3 separate regions of the Mus musculus genome follow, and all the other regions are linked to region 2. The links are chromatin loops, found by intact Hi-C in ENCODE. Cell type or tissue: left cerebral cortex. All regions are shown on one strand.

Region 1 (2,500 bases), 61 kb after region 2:
TTTCATGTGCTTGCTCCAAACCTCAATTTTCTCATCTGTGATATGGGGATAATAGGATCCCATCTCAGAGTTGGTTGCAAAGTTCAGATGAGACCACCTAAGTCCCACAGATGTGGCCAGTGCTCTATGCATGGTGACTTGCTGTGGCTGATAGGAGCCTTTGGGGTCCTTGTCACAGACTCTTGCTCACTACTCTCAGGACCCACTTTCTGCCCCGTGTGTTGCTGCTGTCTCATCTCCAGCTCCCCCTCCCTGGGAGGTGGTAGGAATTCCAGACCCTTCTGGGCCCCTTTTAGCTCTACTTGAGCAAGAACTGGCAGGTTGGGGCGTCGGGCGCCATCCGCTCCCATATGCTTCCTGCTATTTAGGGGAAAACTCTCCTCGCGTTCCTCCAACCACACGGGCTGACATTTCCAGACAGACGCTGGAACCAGCTCTTTGGAGGATTGGCAGATAAATTTGGCCCAGGCTGTTGGGAAAATCTTGAGTCTTGCTGGGGAATTGGAGCCCAGGCTTGCCGACTTCTGTTCACTCTGAGACTTCTGGGCCTCTCATCCTCTGTGGGGTTGCAGATTAGGGTAAGTCTGCCCAGCTCAACCCTTCCCAGGAGAGTGCCTAGAGGGCCAGGATATGTTGGCTTCCAGCTTTTCCTCAGAGGTAGCAGGAAGGCAGTAGAGACTTCTCTATCACACACCACAGGCCACCTGGGTGTGGCTCAGCTCACCTTGGCAGATGACAGTCAGAATTAGAGAGATCAGAGCTCTAGACACTTCCTGTCTGTGTCATCTCCCAGAGATGGTGCCATTTCTCTGAGACTCTTTTAGTTCATCTGTAAAATGGGGCAATGGTAGATCTGTCTGGTGAAAAAGCTGTGGGGGTTGGGGGTGGGGAGTGCTTGGCACATGCTGCGTGCAGAGGGCTCCACAAATATGGCTCCTTGCCGTCACCGTCATTGCAGGCAGAGACTAGTGACTCAGGAGAGACCATCAGCTTCCCTTCTTCCCTGTAGCTGTGGCTGTGTGGGCAGGCCTAAGGGGGTTCACACTTTGATAAGGGACCCAGTCACAGCAATGTGTGCACAAGAACAGAGAGCTAGAAGTGCCACATGACCATACCACACATGTGTGTATATGCACCCCCACGCCCCCAGCCTGGTGTCTCTTACCCTGTTGGGTCTGGGACACTTATCACTTGGTTCTGCCACTTGGAACTGGAAGGGGAAGGCCAGGCCTACCTGGAGTCCTAGTCTGGGGAGACCAAGTGGCAGCCACAGTAGGAAGCTCTGCGGAAGTGTGAGTAGTTCTGGCTGGCTGGAGTAGAAAGTGGGTGGTAGGAAGACGTAGGCAGCAGTCCCAAGCTTCATTCAGCGCCTCCCAGTGGAGCTCCATGCTGGGCCTCATGCCAGACCTGGCTGGGAGGATAGGGAGGCCTCCTGCCCTCAGGAAGCTCCACATATCATCCATCAGAATCGCTAGCCTCAGCTGCCTGGATGCAGCCAGGGTCTGGTAGGAATGGCAGTCTCCTGGGGGTGGGCATCCACTTGAGGCAAACTGTCAGGGGGCCTCTCTGTAGCCTGGAGAATGGGGTAGGGCCAAAGGACAGAAGCAGAGTGGGGTCACAAGAGTAAAAGAGAACAAGAACCTGACCCTGGGGGCTTGAATACTAGATCAGTCTGAAAGGCAGTTGAGGGCCAGCCAAGATGCTTTCTGCAGGAGAGGTGAGAATCTGCAGGGAAATTGTAGAAGTGGCCAGTAGTGGACCGTGGAGTAGAGAGAGGAGCGGAGGTCAGGGTCTGAGCAGAACCCTGACGCTTGGGCAGGTAAGCTCTGGAGAGGTGAGGTATGCAAAGGAGACAGCAGCGGACACGGAGCCAGGGCCAGGAAGGCTCAGAGGAAAGGCAGGAGCTGTGGGTGAGGAGACACATCTACCCTGCTAGGACCACAGGCTGTGGTGGCAGTAGGCAGGGAGCTCCTGAGCACAGATTTCACAAACTGGCCACTGACAAATCTTTCACTTGCCTTGTCACTTTGGGGAAAATCATGTGACCTCTCTGAACTTCGGCTGAGCTTCTTAGAAACTGCACTTGGTCACATGGAAAAGAAGAAAACAAACAGGATTTATATAAACACCCAGGAGGTTGTGACAAGAATCCAGATGGAGCCGGGCGTGGTGGCACACATCTGTAAGACTAGCACTTTGAAGGTGAAAGCTGAACAATTGTGAATTTGATTGAGGCCAGCCTCAAAATTGTGGCAAGTTCAAGGCCACTCTAAACTGCACTGGGAGGCCCTGTGTCCAGACAACAACAACTCAAAGGCTAGAGATGCAGCTTAGCAATAAAGCATTTGCCTACTCTGGCGAAGGCCCTGTGTTTGATCCCCTGAACTACAGAAAGCAGGAAAAGAATGGAAAGAATGGAAGGAAGGAGAGGGGAGGGAGGAAGGGGAGATGGGAGGGACTATCCAGACAAGCCAATCTGGGACAGTGCAGCAAGTCATGT
Region 2 (2,500 bases):
CCATCTCTGAGTCCTCACAAGCCAAGTGTGGCTCTGTGACCCGTCCTAACAGATGTTTGAGGCTTGTGGCATGGGGACAGCCTTCTGTGGTCACTGTTTTACCCGGCTCCAGACAAACGGCTGTTTAGACTGTGATCAGCTTTTCACTTATAGTCAGTGCTGCTGTAAAGCCTCGGTGAACAAGGCCCTGAAACCCTTTTCTGAGGCCGGTCGACACCTGCTCATTTTAGCCAGCTACACAGTGCAAGGCCACTGTTCAGCCCTGCCAGAGGCTTCCGAATCCATAGAGGTCTTCTTAGCTACCCAAGGGAAGGGACCTTGTTCCTCTCCAGTGACAGCTGCCTGAACCTACAGTCCCTCCTCTCCTGCCCTTCACCCTCCTCTAGGACTCCAAACTGACCTTTCCTCTGCCTATCTTAGCCAGGAAGCCAATTCCTGCAGCATGGGTCATGGCAGATCTCCTCTGGGCCAGTAGCTGTAGTTGGTGGGAGTCCAAACAGCACAAACCCTGGGAGAAAGGGAAGGTTGGTTGTTTTTTTTTTTTTTTTTTTTTTTTTTTTTTGAAGGGAGGCATGGGTGGGCCAGTAGTGTGAGAAGCTGGTACATGAAATTGCTCTGGGTCTTGAGGGATGAGTAGGAGTTTGTCACTGAGAGATGGTGGGAGGGCATTGCAGGCTCAGGCAAGAGGAGAGGCTAGGACTAGAATAGTGGGGTAGAGATGTGAGGAGGGTGGGCAGGCAGTGGAAGAGAAGAAAGAGGCCTGGAGGAGCCTCAGTTGCATACCTAGTATTCTCCAGGGACAGCTGTGTGGGAGCCAGGGGAGGAGGCACATCCATTTGACACCTATTGAATGCCATGATCCAGTACGAAGAGCTTACCTCTATTCTTTATCTCTTCGGTTTCTTAAGGAGGTAGATGCTTATGTGGTCCCGATTGTGCGGGTAGAAAAACGAGCTCAGGGAGAAGCACGGACTATGGTCCGTGATCACAGAGCCCCCGTGAGAGGGAGGACAGGTGCCCGGCCACGAATTCCAGAGATGCGTTAGCCAGCCAGGTACTGCTGCCCAAAACAAGGGTTCTCCAGGAAGCGGGTCACCGGGAGGGGGCACCCGATCCTAGAGGCAAGAACCCTAACGGGAGAAAGAGGGGTGAGAAGAAGCCTGACTCCCGCAGCGAGACCCAGACCAGCCGCATCTTTCCCGTGCCTCAGTTTTCCTACCCCACAGTGAACGCAGCCAAAACACCTTCCTGCCGACCCACTCAATAACCCAGGTTTCCAAGTTCGCGCGCCACCGCGGCCAGCGCTGTGTAACCTCGCTCCGGTAGTCTGCCCTCTCTGGACGATCGGTCGCAGATTCCCAAGCGCTCTTTCCGCTACACACCCAGCGTCCGCAGCCGCGGTGCCCCTCCCCTCCCCTTCCCTTCCCCGGGCGGGCGGCGGGGGTGGCGCGCCGGGCCCCGAGCGGCCCCCGCGGTCCCCCGCAGCCCCGGGCCCCCGGCCTGATCCGCGCCTGGTTTTGGGCGCAGCCGCGCGGCCCCCTCCCCCGCGCGCGTCTCCCCGCCCCCCGCCCCCTCCCCGCCGCTCTCGGGGAGCCGGGGCCGCGCGGCTCCTCCTCCCGCAGCCGCATCTGGGGCGCCGCGCCGGCCGGAGGAGAGGCATGGGGCGCCCGCGGGCCGGGGCCGGGGCCGGGGCCTAGGCGAGCGAAGCTTAGAGCGAGCGGAACGAGCGAGCGAGCGGAGCGGGCGCAGCGCAGAGGCCGAGTGGACCGAGGCGGTCGAGCGCAGGGCGCAGGTGAGCGCGCGGGGGTGGCACGCGTCAAGACCCTCCTCCGAGGCTAGATCGGGGGCAGCCCCCAGCCGCGGGCAGACCCCGGGACAGATGCGCTCAGCGACGGGGTCTCCCGGATCCTCTGACGGGCAGTGGCGCCCGGGCCTGGGGACCGACGCGGGCCGGCCCCTCCGATGCTGTCGGCCCTTCCCTGGCCGGGGCGCAGGAGCGGTTCCCGGCCCTCCATCCGCAGGCGGCTGGCAGCGGCAGCCCCCTCCCAGCCGCGTGTCCGGGCGGCCGGGGCTTCCTTGCCTTCAGCCTGCCGCACGCTCGTACTCCCTTCCCGGGATCTCCCCGGGACCGGGCATCCGGGGAGGGGGCGGGCGACCCCGCGCCGCATCGCCCCCGGAGCGCTCGTCTGCCCGGGAGGGGCCGAGCGACCCTGGCACCTGGGCTGTGGGGGGGCCGCTCACATGGCCACGGGAGGCCCCCACGTGCGGCGCCCCGCGGGAACGGGGGTTCGCGTACAGAGCGGGTGGAGGATAGACCAGGTGGCTGCGGAGGCCAGCTGGGTCCAGATGTGCAGGGCCTGCTGGGAGGGGACATGTGCTACCTGGGCAAGTGATGGTCCCTGGGCCTCCTTGGGCAGAGCTTGCCTTGTCGGATTCCCCATCCAGCCCTTCATCCATCTCCTTTCTCGCGTTCTTCTATGCTGCCTGTGTTGCGGAAAGG
Region 3 (2,500 bases), 50 kb after region 2:
CTTCAGACACACCAGAAGAGGGAGTCAGATCTTGTTACGGATGGTTGTGAGCCACCATGTGGTTGCTGGGATTTGAACTCTGGACCTTTGGAAGAGCAGTCGGGTGCTCTTACCCACTGAGCCATCTCATCAGCCCGGGGTCCTGTGCTCTTACTTGAGGTGAAGTGAGACCCTGGAGATGTTAGAGCTGAGGAGAGGTAAGATCCGACTTGAGTTCTCCTCTGACAGCTCTCTGGTTTCTGTGTCTGGGAGAAAGAATTAAATAATAATAATAATAATAATAATAATAATAATAATAGAGGACCAGGGCCAGCATGGAGAATCCAGGTAAGGGCTGGAAGTTACTGTGTGTGTGGCAGTACAGCTTATTGTCACATGGCTGCGGGCCCAGAGCAGTGACTTAACCTGAATATGAGAAGGGAGAGGTGTCATGAATGAACCCAGAGTTTGGGCAGCGGTGGCTGGAAAAATGGGCTTATGTGGAAACAGCTCCGGAGGAATGCTTAATCAAGAGCTCACTGCCATTATGCCTGCTAATCCCTGGCTCCCTCCCTCCGGGGTAGGGATTGAGATTCGCTGTAGTTAGGTGACCTCCTCAGGATCACATGGTTAGAAGGGCGTGCAGCCCCAATCTGGAACCAACTCTGCACACTAGGGTTTGTAATTCTCATTTAACATTCAGTTAGTAAAGGGCCTACTAGATGCAAAGTGCCACACTGAACGCCGTACCTATGGGTGAGGTGAGCGTGCTCTAATCTGGTGGCATCCCAGTCAGAAGGAACAGCATTAGTGAAACTAGACATGAAGCCTGGGTCAGACAGTGTGTTCAGCAGTGGGAAGGAGACACCCGAGAGGTCCTGGGGCCAGTGGGAACCCAACCAGTTAGGAGTCGGGTGGCTTTCCAGAAGCACATAGACCTCTGAGACAGAGGCTCCCAGATTACAGATGGCCACCAGGAAGTTCTGTGGTGTTATTTTCAGAGGCTCAGGATGGCTTTAACAGAGTTACCAAGTGAGTCGTAACTCACGTGCCCTGTGATTCGCTCATGAAAGTGTCCTATTAGGTGGCTTTTAGCTCATATCCAGAGGGCTGTGTCTATCACCACAGTCCATTTCAGAACCTCTTTATTGCCCCATAAACTGCTCCCTCCTGCCCCTCAGCTCTCACCCTGCCAGAGCCCTTGGCAGCCTCCACTGGACTTGACTCTACTTTCTATCTCTACAAAGTCAAAGCCACCTGCGACAGTCTGTGTCTGCAGCACTGGATAGGATGAGGCCTGTTGTATGGGACTTCCTTATCTTTGCATTGTATGTAGATGGTCTGTGTTGAAAGCCCAAGACTTAAATAGTGTTACACCAGCAGGGGCCGAGGGCCTACTACCCACCTTAGAGAAGAGAAAATGAGTGGTGGGGGACTTACAGCCTTCCCTCAGCAGGCGAACTTGGGGACTTCAAGGGGCCTTAGAGCCCTCCAAGTCAGGATGCTTGCCTCTGCTGTTGCCTCTCCCTTCAGCCATATGCCGGGTGAATTTGGCTCCAAGTGATAAGTTGGTAGGAACGGCATCTTCCCAAGCTGTCGCACTGAGTGTGTGGTGGATTTCTACACCCCACGATGCACACAGAGGTCTTCCAGGCACACGTCTGAGTGTGTGTCCATCCACTGAAAATGAGTCCCATGCCATCTTTCCTACTACCAGAGCCTTTGCTGGTCCTGCGTGTTTTTCTTGACGGGGGACACGCTTCCTCAGGGAGATGGGCTGCGTTGTCCTAGAACCAGAGGTCAGGGTTAAAGCTGCTGCCTGGGAGCAGAGATCAAAGGCGTGCCAGGGCTGAGGAGGTTTGGGGACACCCACATCAGGAGTCTTCCTCCTGCCCTGCCATCCTGTGTGCCTCAATTTCTTACTTTGAAAAGGAAGGAAAGTCTGTTGCACACATGACAGTGTGGAAGCTGGTGTGTGGGAGGTACCGTTTCTGGGCAGACCCCGGGGGACAGTGTGAGACCTCGGGGGACAGTGTGGGAGAGTATCCTCAGGCCTGGGATAACAGATGAAGCCGGTGAGCCTCCCAACTCAGCGCACCCTTTCCTGCTTCTTCCTGCGGTGAACTGGTCCCTGTGTCTCTTCCCAGGACTTTGTGAAGGGGCTAAGTTCACACCCTAGCCTAGCTGCTCAGATTCTGACCCTCATGCCAATGATGCCTTGGTTTCTCAGTCTCAGTTTTGTGGCCTGTAGGATGGGAGGGCAGAGGGGGATCCTCTGAGGCCTCTGGGTCAGCTAGCTGCCTTCTGGGTAGGTGTGCAGCAGAGAGTCTACTTCCCATTGACCAGGCAGAGTGGCTCGGGGAACAGACACTGCTCAGGCAAGGGACTGGAGATGCCGGGCATCCCTCTGCTCTCCCAGGGAGTCACTCAGGATGCAGGGACAGGAAGGGAACACCTCCCAGGGTGTTCCCCAAGGCAGTACCTTCTGCCAGCATCCTTCCTGCATCATCTTCTCAGACCT

What was found. Hi-C counts contacts between places; a loop is a spot of excess contacts. Peaks named below come from ENCODE experiments on the same cell type or tissue, not always from the same donor. Only the 100,000 strongest peaks of a DNase experiment are listed, where the experiment ranks them.
Region 1: it touches region 2 in a loop (2.1-fold over the local background); 5 of 42 quality-filtered maps call a loop at or near these places.
Region 3: a loop joins it to region 2, with 2.4 times the contacts of the local background. A loop is called at or near these places in 5 of 42 quality-filtered maps.

The regions. Positions count from the first base shown.
Region 1 is chr2:156,673,118-156,675,617 of GRCm38, forward strand. All of the region lies in intron 2 of Dlgap4 (DLG associated protein 4), which reads left to right. Among named protein-coding and RNA genes, the nearest start is that of Gm52566, 21 kb to the left of the region's middle. In left cerebral cortex, a CTCF peak has its summit at 1,361; DNase peaks (open chromatin) are centred at 381, 1,001 and 1,299; H3K27ac peaks cover 1,795 bases.
Region 2 is chr2:156,612,067-156,614,566 of GRCm38, forward strand. It overlaps Dlgap4 (DLG associated protein 4), which reads left to right and starts at 1,631. Exons shown (of 13, transcript NM_146128.6): 1 at 1,631-1,792. It overlaps Gm14169 (predicted gene 14169), which reads right to left and starts at 1,356. Exons shown (of 4, transcript NR_040372.1): 1 at 1,220-1,356; 2 at 879-1,130; 3 at 401-508. In left cerebral cortex, a CTCF peak has its summit at 1,097 (motif pointing right); DNase peaks (open chromatin) are centred at 721, 1,125, 1,567 and 2,340; H3K4me3 peaks cover 1,825 bases; H3K27ac peaks cover 1,663 bases.
Region 3 is chr2:156,661,817-156,664,316 of GRCm38, forward strand. All of the region lies in intron 1 of Dlgap4 (DLG associated protein 4), which reads left to right. Among named protein-coding and RNA genes, the nearest start is that of Gm52566, 9.9 kb to the left of the region's middle. In left cerebral cortex, no CTCF peak of the experiment used is centred here; DNase peaks (open chromatin) are centred at 1,526 and 1,981; H3K27ac peaks cover 1,219 bases.